Regions from separate parts of the Homo sapiens genome. Here region 1 is linked to region 2. Evidence: chromatin loops called from intact Hi-C (ENCODE). Cell type or tissue: IMR-90. All regions are shown on one strand. Links, peaks and the distances in the headings refer to the core of each region. The heading gives the core; the rest is flanking DNA.

What was found. Hi-C counts contacts between places; a loop is a spot of excess contacts. Peaks named below come from ENCODE experiments on the same cell type or tissue, not always from the same donor. Only the 100,000 strongest peaks of a DNase experiment are listed, where the experiment ranks them.
Region 1: a loop joins it to region 2, with 2.4 times the contacts of the local background. A loop is called at or near these places in 2 of 110 quality-filtered maps.

Annotation. Positions count from the first base shown.
Region 1 is chr4:24,846,910-24,855,284 of GRCh38, forward strand. CCDC149 (coiled-coil domain containing 149) reads right to left here. Exons shown (of 13, transcript NM_001395273.1): 4 at 6,163-6,270. Among named protein-coding and RNA genes, the nearest start is that of SOD3, 56 kb to the left of the region's middle. In IMR-90, for the core only: no CTCF peak of the experiment used is centred there; a DNase peak (open chromatin) is centred at 3,962; H3K27ac peaks cover 1,328 bases.
Region 2 is chr4:24,775,195-24,783,569 of GRCh38, forward strand. No RefSeq gene overlaps it. Among named protein-coding and RNA genes, the nearest start is that of SOD3, 16 kb to the right of the region's middle. In IMR-90, for the core only: no CTCF peak of the experiment used is centred there; DNase peaks (open chromatin) are centred at 3,057 and 3,447; H3K27ac peaks cover 857 bases.

The DNA of each region.
Region 1 (8,375 bases), core at 109-8,108, 72 kb after region 2:
AAACAGACAAGAAGACCAACTGCCATCTGTCCCAGTGGGAACATGAATTGCCGCTTCTGGCATATCCTATTAGGTGCTTATTCCACAAGGAGCACACAAAATGCAAGAAAGTTCCCAGGAGCTTGGCACCAAAGCAATAATGCTTGATGCTGGCGAAGTCGAGGCTGGTGATCAGGAGGGCTGACTTTTGGGGATCCATCTGCCACATGCCAGGTGTCTCACCAGGATCATTGTCTCTACTTGGGGGGACACATCTAGTTCACTGGAAATAGCTGATCAATAGAGAGGAAGATCTTAAGATTTCTGGTGGAATTCTTGCACAAGTGGATTCTAAGTCAATATGGGCGCATGTTATGCTAAAGACAACAGCAACACTTACCCTCTGTTAAGTGCTTGCTAGGTGGTATGCACCATGCAACACCCTTTACAAACGATATTGCATGCAAGTCCATCCCTAAATCATTAAATCTCATTGTCCTGTTCTCTTTTCTTCTCAGACTAAGCACTGTCTGATGAAATTACTTACGTATTTTATTTTCTTATTATCTACTCCCCAACTAGAATATCAGTACCATGGGAGCTAGTACCCTGTCTTTCTTATCCTTTGATGTGTCCTCAGCTGCTTTGATGTGTCCTCAGATGCTAGAAAGTTAATTAGCATGTAGGAAGTCCCCAATTATGTGGGGACTAAATGATGTGGTGAATAAATGATTAAACAATTCGATGAGAGGCATTATTATTGCCACTTTACAGATGAGGAAACTGAGGCCTGGAGAGAAAACTGACTTGCCAAAGGCCACAGACAATAACTGGCAGAACGAGAACATAAACCTGGGTCTGACAATCTTAAAAGGTGGACCTCTTGGGCTGCACTACACTGCTCCACTTCACAGAGACAGGCTGGAGCTATCTTTTCCTAGAGTCCAAATATTTCCAAGTTCAGTGACTTCACTTTGGTAACCTGACATTTGTCATGGTACCAGTATTTATCACACAGACATTGGCAAAATGTTACAAGTCAGGCTTCTTTCAAATAGCTGGTTCAGGAGCACACCTCAGGGTATAGTAGTCCCCCTAATCCTTGGTATCAGTTACCTGAGGTCAACCGTGGTCTGGAAATATTAAATGGAAAATCCCAGAAATAAAAAATTCATAAGATTTATATCGTATGCCATTCTGAGTAGCATGATGAAATCTCGTGTCCCAGTCTGTCCCACCTGGCCCTGCTGGAGAGATACAAATCCTTCCTTTGTCCAGGGTCCATGCTGTCTACGCTACCCACCCCTTAGTCACTGAGTAGCCATTTCAGGTATCAGGTCAACTGTCACAGTATTGCAGTGCTTGTGTTTAAGGAACCCTTATTTTACTTAATAATGCCTCGGCCAGGCACGGTGCTAACATCTGTAATCCCAGCACTTTGGGATGCCGAGGTGGGTGGATCATGAGGTCAAGAGATCGAGACCATCCTGGCTAACATGGTAAATCTCCGTCTCTACTAAAACTACAAAAATTAGCTGGGCGTGGTGGCGCGTGCCTGTAGTCCCAGCTACTCAGGAGGCTGAGGCAGGAGAATCGCTTGAACCCGGGAGGCGGAGGTTGCAGTGAGCTGAGATTGCACCACTGTGCTCCAGCCTGGTGACAGAGTGAGACTCCATCTCAAATAAATAAATAAATAAATAAATAAATACAATAAATAATGACCCCAAACACAAGAGCAGTGATGCTGGCAACTTGGACATGCCAAAGAGAAGCCACATACTGCTTCTTTTAAGTGAAAAGGTGAAAGTTCTCGACTTAAGGAAAAAAAAAATCATATGCTGAGGTTGCTAAGATCTGCAATAAGAACCAATCTTCTATCCATGAAATTGTCAAGAAGGAAAGAGAAATCTGTGCTAGTTTTGCTGCCGCACCTCAAACTACAAAAGCTACAGCCACAGTGCATAAGTGCTCAGTGAAGATGGAAAAGGCATTACATTCGTAGGTAGAAGACATGAAGAGAAATGGGCTCTGATTGATGGCAACCGAGAGCTGCACTAACCCAGGTTTCAGGCATCCACTGGGGGTCTTGGGAAGTATCCCCCAGATAAGAAAGGACTGCTGTCTTTGTGATTCCAATGTCCTCTGCTAGTTCTGCTGTTTGACCTACTAATCCTTAAATTCTCCGAGACCCCTTTTTTCCTCCTGATCCCCTTTCCCTGAATCCACTCTTTTCTTAACGCCCAGAAGAGGAAGCAGGCCAACCTCTGCGGCAGACCAAGGGGAGCTGCCACTGTCTCTGTGGCCCCAGCACTGCCTGAGTCTTTCCTCATTCCTTATAGACTGACACTCTGAGAGCCCTGGGCAACGTGCAAAGCTTTTCGAGGGTAATGCGTGGCTTTGTGAGCCCTCCTTTTCCCAGAGGGCTCCTCTAACCTTGTTAATCTTTAAGAACTGTAATTTTTAAGGAAGGGGATGGTATCCAGTAGGTTTCCCTTTTCACATCTCTCATCTGGTTTGGCTTGGAAGTTTGTGTTAGTTTGGGAGCCTAAGAAATTCCTGCGCACTGGACAGAGATAGCAGGAGGTAATCAATCACACAGGCTCCCCCCATCACAGGACGCCCATGTTGGCACAAGAACGCTGCCCCCTGCCCCATGTGAGAGCTAAGCTGCTTGGAAGCCAGGGTGGCAACAAATCTTTCAGGAGGCTATTTGGAAATGCTTTATGGCCCATAGGGTTACAAGGCTCTAGCTGAACAAATGGAAAAATTAGTCTACCCTAAAATATCCAAGGCAAGTAATTTCCTATCACCTTGTTTTTCAAACGTACTTAACATCTAGAATCTGGGCTTCCCAAAATATAGATAAGGGTCATCAGTTAAAATGGCAACTCAGAGATAAAAATCTTCCACTTTAACAGTCACTCATAAAATGACGCCATCAGCCCTGCTGTTTGGCCTCAGAGTTAGGCGTCCAAAAACAGCAATTATTAAGTATTCTTGAATTTAACAGACTTCAACCAGTCAAGGAGCAGGACACTTATCCCTTGTCCCCCAAGGCTCAGCAACTGACCCTCTGCTCTCTCCACAGAAGCTTCTCAAATACATGTATCTGGGGTTAGTCCCCCCTCTGTTGGGACAGTTTGCTTTTCTGGTTCCTTTCTCCAAATTTCTAAACTACTTCTTACTCCACAAAGTACTGATGACAACCAGATGGTAGTTGGTCTGTTTATTTCTTGCATACTTTTTTTTTCTTTTTCTCTTACTCTTCCTTGAATCATTTTGCTCTTCTTTTTGTTCCCTTTATTCATTCATTTCATTCATTCATTTATTCCATTCCATTCCTTCAATAGAGATTATATAATACCTACCTATCAAGAACTAAGAATGCTAATTTATAGGATACAGATGGAAATTCGGCCCTCAAAGAGCTTCCCCTTGGGGCTGTCGGTGCCACGCAAGTGAGAAGCAGAGGGGCAGAGCAGGACATTGCAGGTTGCACAGGACTGACACCTAAGAGCTGGAGAAGGCTGCATTTGACTTATGACCTGGGAGAGGAGCAGAGCTTGCAGGGGAAGTAAAGGGGAAGAGTATTCCAGATTGAGCAAACAGCAGGCACAAAGGTCCTGTGGCCACAGGCAGTGTAGCACAGCAAAGGGGCTGAAATTAGTGCTCCAGGGCTCAAGTAAGGGTGACCAGGAGCAAGGATGTGGCTGCAGAAATGAGTAGGGGTCAGATCATGGGGGCCTAGCACACCATGATCATGGAGGCCTAGGCACCAGGAGGTAGAACTGAATGCAGAAAGTGATGGAAGAGTTGGAGTAGAAAGTGCCATAATTAATTCAAAAAAAATTGAAGGTTTAACTCATTCTCTACCACACAGTCACAGTTACCTGGGAACGGGGGCTTCTGAGGTTCTCAAGAAAGCCTGGTGCCATTATGGAATGAGTAATCTGGCCTCTGGTGGGGGTTGGGGGAAGGATGATCATGACTCACATGAGCCTGAAAATAAACCAGCCCTGTAACTTTAGAGGCAAATGAGAATAAATGGAATCTCTGGGGCTTACTGCAGTTAGACTTTTTTTTTTTTAGGGAGAGAGGCCAGATACTGAAATGGGGAGGTTTGCTGAACAATAGAACATCTTCCCCTGCCCCTTTTGGCAGGCAAATTTCTTTACAGGCCATGAATAGCAGTCACTAAATTCTAAACCTAAGGTGAGAAGACAAAGTTTGATAAATGTGCCCAGGTACTGGAATAAAGACTCAGAGAGCATGCAGATCAGAAAGTTCAGACTGTGACCACCTGTGCTCAGTGTTACACACATAAACATGCTCTCTCACACACACTAACACACTCACACACATGCCCTCCTTTTCTTTTCTTTCTTTTTGAAAGAGATGGGGTCTCATTCTGTCATCCATGCTAGAGTGCACTGGCATGATCATGGTTCTCTGTAGCCTCAACCTTCTGGGCTCAAACAATCCTCCGGCCTCAGCCTCCTGAGTAGCTGGGACTACAAGCGCGTGCCACCACGCCTGGCTGCTCTCTCTTTGTTTCCATGAACTGTCAGTTGCAAACGTCAATTCCTAAAATTCTCATACCTAAAAGGCAAAAGAATTGAAAGTGACCAAAAGATGAGACAGGAGCATATTTAGGAAAGTTGAGGGGAGGAGCAGCTCAGGAAAAAAAAAGAAATAAAATAGAAAAAATATGTTATCAGTCAGTCAAGAAGAGTCACAGATCCAAAAGTCACATCTTAAATATGTTTCAGTATTTCATGGGTTTATAAACTCCTCTAGTATTTTCATGGGCTTAAAGAAAACTATTGCATACATTTTGTTTTATTCTCTAGAAAATCTTGCCCTCCTGCTATCACTTGAGGAAGTGAGTAAGAAGGTCTGTCCTTTAATTATTGACCAAACACCTAGGTTACGGAGTTTAAATCCTTTTAATGATGAATAAAACCACGAGCGGCTGGATTAGCTTGTCCAGTGTTAATCAGAGCCTTTCCTGGACATTCTTTCCCACCTTCTATTTCATGACTAGGAATAGTAAAGCCTAAGTTTTCAAATTTATGTTAAATCCAAGAGGTTAAAAAAATTTAAGGCCAGTTAAGTGGAGAAGAAGCTGTGTAAGGAAGGCTTACTAGATGTTTATATGCCCTCAAGTCAGGACTCTCAAGCCAGCAGTATGCAGCATCCTCTCTGAAGTCTTATTATGGAAGAGCTCTCTGGATGACCCAGGCAATTCTATGCATATTTTAAAGAGTGAGCATTTTTCATAATGGCTCCTTCTAATAACCAACAACTCCCAGCAATGATGAAAGTCACCATCATTTGTCAAGCAATTTGGTAACATCTAAAAACATTTCCCCAAGAACTGCTCCCCTCCAACACACCATACACACACACACACACACACACACACACACACACACACACACACTATAGTCTTCTTGAGTCCACTTTCAAAGCCATCTCTGTTGCAAAAGCCACCTCTGGCAAGGAGTTGGAAATGAATCAATCTTGGCAAAACAGGAAATGATTTGGGAGGACAGAATTAAACTTGGGTAGTTTTTCTTTCCTTTCTCAGTTGTACTTTTGTTCATAGCTTCAGCTGGGAGAGAGAGTGCACACATTTAGTTGGGAGTTTATGAGTTCATATTTTATAATTAACGTTGCCAACAGGGGAGTTTGATTAATACCAAGCAGTGGATTTTGAGCAATGTTCCATACAAATTGCCAAATTTAGCAATAAAATAAATTGGTTATGAGAACATAATTAGTAGGATGACTACTTAAAATTCAAAACCGAATGTGAATAATTCCAAATCATCTGAGCCACAAATCCATTATTTGTATATAAGGGCGAAAGTATAACATTTGGGTTTTATTTTGCCCTCAACCACAGTGTTATTCACCACTAAGTTGAACATAATGAAACTTCCACAATGGGTTGTGGCAATATTTTAGAGCCACTGAGAAACACACATATACATGCATGCACACACACAAAGGGAATGTAAAAAGGTAAGATACGCTAAACTGCGAATTTTCATTATAAATTTAAAAATCTATAACAAACTTTTCAACAAATGCTGCATTACATTTTTCCGATGTGCAATATATAAACCTCGAACGCACAATGTTGCAGCAGAGCTTCTTCCCTGTAAATACTCACAGTACCTTGTTGTCGCCCTGGACTTCTCCAAGCCTTTGCTGAAGTTCTTTAATTTCTTCTCCCAGATGTTTATTTCGGTCCTGAGAATCTCTCAATAGTTGTGCAAGATTAGCCTAGAAATATCAACACATTATGAAATACAATCAGAAATGGAGGAGTGGATGAATGCAGGGCTTCATTGGGCTTGTGGATGCTGGTGTCTAACCCCAGTTGAACCACACAAAGCCCGTTATAGTAAACACATATATGAATGCAGCCAGTGTGTGAATCACACCACTACAATGGCACGCAGGAAAATGAAGTTGGCCATGAACCTCAATTTGGAGATATTCTTTGTTTACAGAATGGCTCACAGAGGGTACTTGAACAAGCAATGGAAGAGTCAGTCTTATTTGCCTTAAACAAAAAAAAATTGTGAGGCTGAGGCAGGAGAATTGCTTGAGCCCGGGAGGCGGAGGTTGCAGTAAGCTGAGATTGTGCCACTGCACTCCAGCCTGGGTGACAGAGCAAGACTCCATTTCAAAAAAAAAAAAAAAAAAAGAGAGAGAGAGAGAATTTATCACTAAAAATCTGGAAAAAGGACATAGAGTTCAATTGTAAAATTTGGGCCAGGCCAACAACATAGAAAAAGTTTCATTTTCTTGTTTGGATAGCTTCTTATTCTTCAAATATATGTTGTCTCATGAGCTTTCGTGTGTGACCTCAATGCCTAGAATTTTGATTACAATTCTAGGGGGCGGCCAGAGAAGAAGTCAGTGACGAGCAACAATCTCTGAAATCAGGATCCAGAAGAAATGCAACAGTTTCCTGGGCTGGTTTTCCCCTTCTTTATTTCCTTATTCTACCTCACATAGTACTAAATAGCCAGGATAATCGCCCTTCATTCCCATCTTCATGACATCATCCTTTCCTTAAGATTTGCCTCCTGTTGGGATCCAGGTCCCTCCGGTCTCCATGGCCAGTCCATCAGCCAGCCTCCCCTTTTGGTGTGGCTCCATCTCACAGCCTCATGGTCCCTTTCCCCAGAGCATGCAGACACCTTTTACCATATCCTCACCCCTTACCCACATTTCCTGAACCTGGGATTCCTGGCCGCCCATCTAGCTACCTATTCCAGTCTTTTACTCACAGTCCTCGCTCACATGGCTTCTTGTTCTCCCATACTATTCTTACTTTGCTAATGGACTTGCCCTAATTCTCACCTGACTTATCACATTCTTACTGAACCTTAGCAGGAAGAGACTGCAAACTACTGAAAGGCAGAGACTCTGCTTTCTGCTTCCTCTGCTTCCATGTGCGTTGTTCCAGACAGTGCTCAGGTACCGACAAGTGTTTTAAAAGCTCATAATGAATAAATGAAGAAAGGAGGGAAGGAAGCAAGTAAGCAATCCAAACAGGCCTCCTGGAAGGGGGGATCATTCAAGGAGAGTCAAACGAGGGATATTAGAGATGATCTTAATATGAAAGAATCCCTTCCTGCTGCAGCTGAAGAAACCCAAATCCAGAGAGGTTAGGGAACTAACCCGACTGGAATGGCTAAATTTCCAAAGACTTCAATGCTAATACTTTGGGGAATATGTAACTATGGTGGGTACTAAAAACAGAATTAAAGGGAAAAGAAGATAACGATTACATGTTGGCTGACCTCCCGTATCCCATTTGTTGGGATATCCTGTTGTCTTACCTACTAGGTCTCCCCACCTCATGCTCACCTCCCTGTGGTCCCCCACACAGACCAGGCATGATCCTATTTCAGTGCCAGGGCCCTATTCTCTCTGTTTAGAATGCTCTCCCTCCAGAGAGCCTCTTGGTTCACTTCCTCACCTCCTTCAGTCTTGCTCAAAGGTCACCGTCTCAACAGGGTCCATCTTAACCGATCGATTTAATACTGAAACCTTCCCCGGTGCTACCTTACCTTTTTTTCTGGAGCACTTGCCATCTGTTATCATTTACTTCATGGTTCATTGCTTACTGTTGACTCCTTGTCTCCCTCTCCTTACTAAAACATAAGTTCCATGAAGGGCAAGGAACTTCGTTGTCTCTACTGACCTCTCCCAAGCACCTAGTAGATGCTCCATAACTATTTTTAAAATAAGAGGCAATAAGCTGAGTGTGGAGGTTGCACTCTCCCTAGGAGAGATCAGGAATAATAAGAGTGTACCAAGACTGAAACCAATGCCTGGCATGGAGACTTGCATAGAAAATCATTCATCCCTGG
Region 2 (8,375 bases), core at 22-8,021:
GATATAGAATGATCCAGTACAGTGCTACAGCCAGTTTGGACCAGTTCAGGAGGGCAGATTGTTAGCGTCTCTTCTTAATTTTGCAGTCAGCAACAACTTGAAATTTGCCATGGTGGGAGTTACATTATGAAAATCTATAAATGGTATGAATCAGAGCATAGCTCACTCCATAAGAGGCAGTTGCTGAATATTTACTAGCACGCCACTGAAAAGATCTCTAAGACCCACTTTAAAGTGAATAAAGCAAGGTGTTGCACAATCTGCACAGTATGCAAGCAACTGTGTAAAAACAGGGGAAATTATTGTGCATTAAAAAACCTCTAGATTCTTTAAAACTTAAACATAGAATTACCATATGTATTCCCAAGAGAAGTGGAAACATATGTCCACACAGAAACATGAAAACAAATGTTTGTAGCAGCATTATTTATAGGAACCAACAGGTAAAAACAACCTAACTGTCCATCAGCGGATGAATGAATAAATTAATGGCGGTGTGGGCATACACTAGAATAATATTCAGCCATGAAAAGGAATGAAGTATTGATGAATGCCACAACTTGGATGAACCTCAAAAACATTATGCTAAGTGAAAGCAGCCAGACACAAAAGGTCACATATTATATGATTCCTTTTATATGATACAGGCAGAATAGTCAAATCTATAGAGACAGAAAACAGATTAGTGGTTACCAGGGAATGGAGGAAAGGGAATGAGGAATGATTATTTAATGGGTAATTTTTGTGTGTGTGTTTCTGGAGTGATGAAAAAGTTTTGAAACTAAAGAGTGGTAGTGGTTGCACAACATTATGCACACATTAAATGCCACTGAATCGTACAGGCTCACACCTGTAATCCTAACACTCTGGAAGGCCAGGAGGGCAGATGCTTGAGCATGGGAGTTCGAGACCAGCCTGGGCAACATGGTGAAACCCCGTCTCTACCAAAAATACAAAAAATTAGCCAGGCGTGGTGGCGTGCACCTGCGGTCCCAGCTACTCAGGATGCTAAGGTGGGAGGATCACTTAAGCCTGGAAGGTGGAGGTCGCAGTGAGCTGAGATTGCACCACCACACTCTAGCCTGGGTGACAGAGTGAGACACCATCTCAAAAAAAAAAAAGAAAGAAAAAGAAAGAAAAAAGAAAGAAAACAAAAACATAAATCTCTGGCAGGCTGCACAGAGAAACTGGTAAGCTGTCTCTAAAGAGGAGAACTGGTTGTCTGGGAGACTGGGTGTGGGAGTAACTTCATTGTATGCCTTATTGTTTGAACCATATGGACAAGAGGGGATAGGAAGGTCTAAGAGACACATACATCCCCTCTGTAAAACCCAAGGTAAATGGATAAATAACGAATTAATGGCAAATCACAATTAATTTAGAATCTACAAACTGAAAGCACTCTCTTTCCAGAGACTCTCATTGGTTGGTCTTCCATCACCATATCCCATCAGGTAGGAGTATCTCTACCAGGCAGCACTTGGACACCTGTATTTACTCTGCCCTGCGAATGGAGGATGCAGCGTGATGCTGGGGATACTTGGTCGTAGAGTGGGTGAGGTGGATCTGGGAACAGCCATATGGCCTTGGGTTAGGCACGTAACCTGTCTAAACATGAGTTTTCTCTTCTGTAAAACGGAGATGATCAGGTCCACCTCTCGGAACTGGTATGACAATGGTATGGAGAATTAAGATAACACATGCGTGTGCCCAACACACTGTAGGCACTGAGCAACGCTGATATCGTTTCCTGGGAAGGGGATGATGCTGAGGGATTCTGCCTGCTCAGGAGACTCTCCCTGGTGACTCCTGAAGATTTCCTCAGCCTGCTTTGTTCAACTGGCCCAGCACTAGCATAACCTTGTTCCTGTGTCTTTATGAGCCCTTCTTTTCTTCTGTTTTATAAACCAAGACTGTATCATTGAAGTGGAGAGTCAATAGAAAAGTAAGAGAATTAGATTCTTAAGGGTAACTAGAGCTGTGATTTATTGAGTGCTTACCTTGGGCCTCATATTTTAAATGCATTATTTCTAACACTTACAACAGCCCCAGAAGCAATATATTTCAATCCTCATTTATAGGGAAGAGAGAGCTTAAGTAACCTGCTCACCATTACATTGTGCTAGAGCAGGGATTTGAACCCAGGACTGCCTGGCTTTCTACTCGATCATATTCCATCATGGAACCCGGCTTGCAAATTGCCAAAGTCAAGACTACTGGACTGTGTGGACCTAAAACAATTGTAGAATCTAGATGAAAAGTGGAAGGGGCCCAGAAAATTATTGAGTCTAACCCTCACCTCATAAGAAACCCCTACTTCAACATCCTGACTCTTTGATGGAAAGCTCATCACCTCATGTGACAGCCCATTCCATTTTTAGACAACTCTAATTACTAGAAAGACTCATAATGTGCTATTTGCCAGACAGATTCACCTGCTATTTTCATTACAACTTCATACACCCTGATGAGGCCATTATTAAGACATCCTTGGCTGAAATCCTGAACTCCATTACCTCCTGGACTTGCAATAAGGCCCCTAACACCATTGCCAAATAAAGTTACTCCAGAACATCAGCGTTGCAGACAAAGTCACGAGAGGGATGTTGATTACAACTTCAAATGAGTCTGGGATAGGTGATTATCTATTTCTAAGGAAAGGTTATGCTGGATGGGATGTATTGTCACTCGGGACAGAGGTATAGCATATACTGCAGAAGTTTAAAATAATCAGAGTCGTGTGTATGCAACACAATTCCCTGGTTAATTAAAATGCTTGCAAAAAGCAGTGAAAGCTGATTTTTGTGCTTCTCCTTCTTCCTGGTTTTCAGCTTCTTCGGCAGTTTTCTGTTGAGTGAAGGACAGTCAGGTCTAAATGATGAAATATGAGCTCGTGTCACTAGCTTCCCACACCATGAACTTACTGTAAGAACTAACAACTAATAATGGAGATTAAAAATGGATAAGAATTAAAAAGGGGAATCCAAGGTCCTCTGAGTGTGTGAGCTGCGCTCATCTGGTTCTCTGCGGGGGAAGCAGAATATGTTTACGTGATTGTGTGAACTGCAGGAAACTAAAAGATGCCAGGGTCAGAAGAGTAAAATGTGGCTCCACTGGGACTTCAGGTGGCAAATAGGATTGAGAATCTTAACTTTAATGAAGACAACAAAAACCACATAATTAACACACACTGTTACCACCTCATTAGTCTCCCGGGGCTTAAATTATGCTAAAAATAATCAACACATTTTGTTTAAATAAGGCGCTGTTACAGGTGGTAATAAAGGCTTACTTCATAGCAGAATGAGGCCATTTTTCCACATTTTTTTCAGATGCTTTAAAGTAGGCCTTATCTTCATTCCAAGGAAAGGATTATTAAAAACATATGTGGAGTTGCGGAGAGGAAATGAGTGTATTAGTTAGAGTCTCTCTGGCTCTGAGCCTGACTCCAAAATCTTACACAACTCCATTTCACAACCCAGATCCCCAACATCAGGATTGTCTCATAAATGATGTGCTGTGGGGCATTGGTGCTGGCTACACATCAAGCTGCGAAATAGCCAAGTTTGGTCTGGTGCCTTTTCTTCTCTTTTTTCACACTGTAAGCATTAAAACTCCTCTTACATGTTTATACATTCACTGCCACCTAATCTGGGTTTGACCTATGACTATTTTGACCAATAGAATTTGGAGAAAGTGATGTTTCTGGATTTCTGAGCCCGGGCATTGCAAAGACCTGAAATCTTTGGCCATGCCTTGAGCCACTACAGAGGAAGTCCAATTTCCCCTGCTGTAGAGCCAGACCACAGGGAGAGGCCTTGGAGGTTGAGCCATCACCTGGAGATAGGCCATATGGCCTCTAAGCACCTGAGGCCTAGACATTCAGCCCAGTGGCAGCCTCAGCTGCCAACTGGCTACAACTGCAAGAAAGAACTTAAGCAAGGCCAGTAGAGGAACTGCCTGCCCATCCCTAGGTAACCCACAGAATCATGAGATATGATAAAATGGTTGTTGTTTTAAGCCACTAAATTTGGGATGCATATTGCAAAACAATAAATAACCAAAATGCCTCTTTGCATTATCCCTGTTAGGATGCCCTTTTCACCCACCCTTGACCATTGGTTATGGACTGAAGGATTGTGTCTCCCCAAAATTCGTATGTTGAAGCTCCAAACCCCAATGGATGGTATTTTGGGGTGGGGCCTTTGGAAGGTAATTAGGTTTAGATGAGGTCATGAGGGTGGGGGCCACCATGATGGGACAAATGTCCTTGCAAGAAGAGGAAGAGAAACCAGAGCTCGCTCTCTTCACCATATGTGAACATAGCAAGAAGGTGGCTGTTTGCAAGCCAGGAAGAGAGACCTTGCCAGGAACCAAATCTGTGGACACCTTGATCTTGGATTTCCTAGCCTCCAGAATTGCGAGAATCAAATGTCTATGGTCTACATCACCCTGTGGCATTTTGTTACAGCAGCCCGAGCTGACTAAGAAACCATCTGTCTGTGCATTTCCAAGATATCTCCTTGCACCTTTAGGAAAAATCATCCATGTGTGTTCACGTGTGTTCATGGAAGAAAGTCTCCCTCTGTTTCTTAGAAAAATTATCATATTCACTGTGATTCTCAGAGATGAGACTCCTAACTTCCTTGTGCAAGCCAAGGGAAAAATATTAAATTTTTCCATTACTTTCTTGCTCTTGTTTTCTCTCTGTGTAAAAACAGGAACTCCACCTATTCTCCACCACGGAGTTAAACAGCAAAACCCTGTGCTTGTGGGCTAGTGGTGCTGGTTGGGGGACGGATGAGAGTCATTGCTTGATTATGCTGCACTGAGTATCTCCCTAAGTTTTAGAGAGTGAGTGATGGCTCTGAAAAAGATACTTTTTTTCAAGCAGAAAGCTTTGCATTTCTGTCAAAAATCAGGGCAGATAACAAAACTGCTTCTACTTTTGTAGTGAAGCTCACAGCTTGCTCATAACAGAGAGCAACATAAAGTATCTGTGCAGCCCTGAAGGAGAGAAAGAAAAACAAAGCATTTTGAGACCACATTGAAGGAACATTTACATAGACCTGCTCTATAGCCTTGGCACCAGCAAAGTTAAAGTGCTAGAAGTATTGTTGACAAGACTGTACTTTGACCGAATTTAGAAACGTCGGATTGAATGAATAAATGGATGGATGGATGATGATGATGGGCAGAGAGAGTACAATTTATCCACCAGCTCTGCTAGAGGGAAACAACTGGAAATCATTTTGGGACCCGAAGATCTGTGAATGGCTCAGAACCAAGACGATGGGAGATGAAGATCCAGGCAGAAACATTTTCCTGTGCTGAACCCAGTTATGAGTTACATCACTTGCTCTAGATAAGGATTATATGAGACCTTATTATTGTCATTGCTTGTAGTTTGGAGCCTCTTTATTCATGCTCAAGTTAACTGTAAGCAGTTAATTCCATGGAATGAGTTTGGTCCTTCCCAACTAATTTTCTTGCTTTCTTTATAAAATCCCAAATTAAATAATGTCCGTAGTTCCTTAAAGAACTAAAGGTAAATATCTGAACCAGTGTGGCAGGTATTGTTGGCTGCCTAGCCAATAAAATCCTTCCCTCCTTCATAGTAAGGAAAATTTGATTTTGCTAGGGTAGCAAAACGTTCAATGAAAGAACATTTACTCTGCCAGACTCCTGTGACCCTAGGGATGCCTGTGACACATTTCTGACCATGAGACATAAACTGAAATTGTCTGGGAAAGAGGGTGTTTCTACTTCCCTTTTCTTTCTTCCTGCCTGAAGTGAGGTGCCATATCTGGAGGTGTATAAGCCACCTTGCAGCCTTGAGGCAACATTCATGAGGTCAGAAGCCTGAACACTGACAATGATGGCAAGCAAAGATGGGAAAATCGCAAGCCCTGCAGGTATCACGGAGCCACCCTACCAGCTCTGGACTTTTTGTTCCATGCAACAAATGCCTGAGTGTTCCAGCAAGGTTTTTTGTCATACTTTCCTTATTTGTAGCCAAAAGCATTCCTGGCAGATAGTCTTGGGTTGATCCAATTGAAAACTACTCTCTTGGTTCCAGTGTCTGGAAGGGGGAAGGAATATGCCTTCTTTATTGCACATTGCCTGACTAAAGGCCAATTCCTCACAGAGTATTTACAGGAATATTTACATAGACCTGCTTTGTAGCCTTGGCACTAGCAAAGCTAAAGTGCTGGAGGTATTGTTGACAAGACTGTACTTTGACTGAATTTGGAAATGTTAGATTGAATGAATAAATGAATGGATGGATGATGATGATGACGGGCACACTGTATTAGTATGGGCTGCAAGTAAAAGAAAGTCTTGGCTTGCACTAACTTACACAACAGAGTCACAGAGTGGGAAGTCCAGAGGTTAAAAAAGATGCAGATGCAGAGCCATCAGGGCCTCAAGGACCCAGATCATTTCATCTCACTTCTTGGCCATCCTCAGGGAATACCATGTGCTGATCGAACAAGATTAATCAGGAACTTTGTTGGTGACTCCCTGCATTTTAGTAGAGTTCTATACCTGAACAAAACAGATACCTGATAGAAAAGAAAAGCAGGGATCAATTATCACAGGAAACCATCAGTGTCTACTACCCACATGTTACATAAACACTTTGCAAAATGTGCAAAGTCCCAAAACACAAAATGATGGTGAGGATGATGCCAGCTTACCATCAGCATTGGTTTGGACACTTTCTGACTGCCATTTGGAAAAGGGGAGTTTAGTTTCTTTCCATTCAGTTGGCATTTATGGCTTCTAAATGAATGGTCTAATTCATTCATCCAATTTGACTGGTCTCATAACAGGAAGAAATTAAAGTGTTCCAAGTGACCAACTAGCCTGCTTGTAAAAACTGAATACTTGGAAAAACAAACAATTCCATCCTTCTCTTCCTCCTAAGGCACCTTCAGTGTACAAAAGGGTGGTGCGGAAATGAACTCAAACTCTGTGTAAATGGAAAAAAAGAGATTCCAAAGTCTGTTTAACAACAAGACCAAGTCATAGATTCTTAGTAGGAATAGCTTCTTTCCCCTCCTTTGTGGAGCTAACGTTCTTTTTTTAGAACGGGTGCCTCACTGGGAATAGATGTGAAAACTGCATAGCAGGATCATGTGATGCGTAGGCAATTTCACAGGAGTGAATTTCCCCCCAGAACACTAAGCTGCTTGTGCATAATCCACCATGGTATTGCAAACACAGGGAGAACAATCTGTAGTGCCAGAGAAACGACTTGTCAAACATACAAAACTAGGACAAAACAGAGCAGCACTTGTATTTTTCTTTGGGAAACAGTGTCTTTCCCTCTCTCCCCATGCTGTTCTGGTGGTGCTGACCCTACTTCTGGCTGACAGAGTAAGCCTATGATGAAAACTGTATTCCATCCTCATCAACATAGTTATGGGTTCAGATATGGAAACAGGACTCACGTAGGTTCCATGAGATTCAATTGGGCAATTTTGTTGGAACTATTAGAAGTTTTAGAGCTATGAAAATAGAAGATCCTGGATTTTTCAGTCATATGAGCCAGTAAAATTCCCTCTTGCTGAAATTGGCATGAATTGCATTTCTGTCACTTGAAACTTAAGGAGATCTAGCTAACACAAAAACAAAGGTACCAGTATCTTGAGTCCTAAAAAGAAGAAACAGAAATCCATGACAATATAAAGAAATTGATTCTACATTCACAAGTCTTTCCACTTCCACCCTGATACCTTTGTGTTCTCCAGTCCAATTTATAAAATGAAGGACCTCAAAAAAACCTCAAAAGGTTTACTCCTCAAAAAACAGGTAATGCAATTACAGAATTCAATGATTGCTACATGCCAAGCACCTAGTTGGTTTCCTTACATAATTATCTCATTTAATTGTCAAAAAAATCCTCACAAAATCCTACCTTGTTTTTACATGTGAGGACAGTGAGGCTTGGAGTGGATCAGTGCTGTGTAGAAACTGTCAATTTAGTTAGCCTGAGGTCAGGAGCAGTGCTCTCCCAAGAGACGTCAGAGGAGGGTCTCAACAGGACAACTGTCCCACTAATGAATAAGAAAGCTTTCTCTTTTTACTCTCCAATGCTTACTCATTAGAGTTCTGACCTCAAACTTTGCAAGACTAAATCTGAAGGACCAACAACATAATACAAAATTTAATTTGGATGACCTTGCCTAGAAAGGATTTGAACTTGAGGTCATCCTCACACCAACGAGGTGAGCCCAAGAGTTGCCAGCTTTCTTACTTTGCTAATGCTTACAAGATGTCTGTGCTTTTCAAATTTATTAAGGGATAATTTACAAGCAATAAAATGCATGCTCTTTGACATGTAAACACTCATGTAAGCATCCCACATT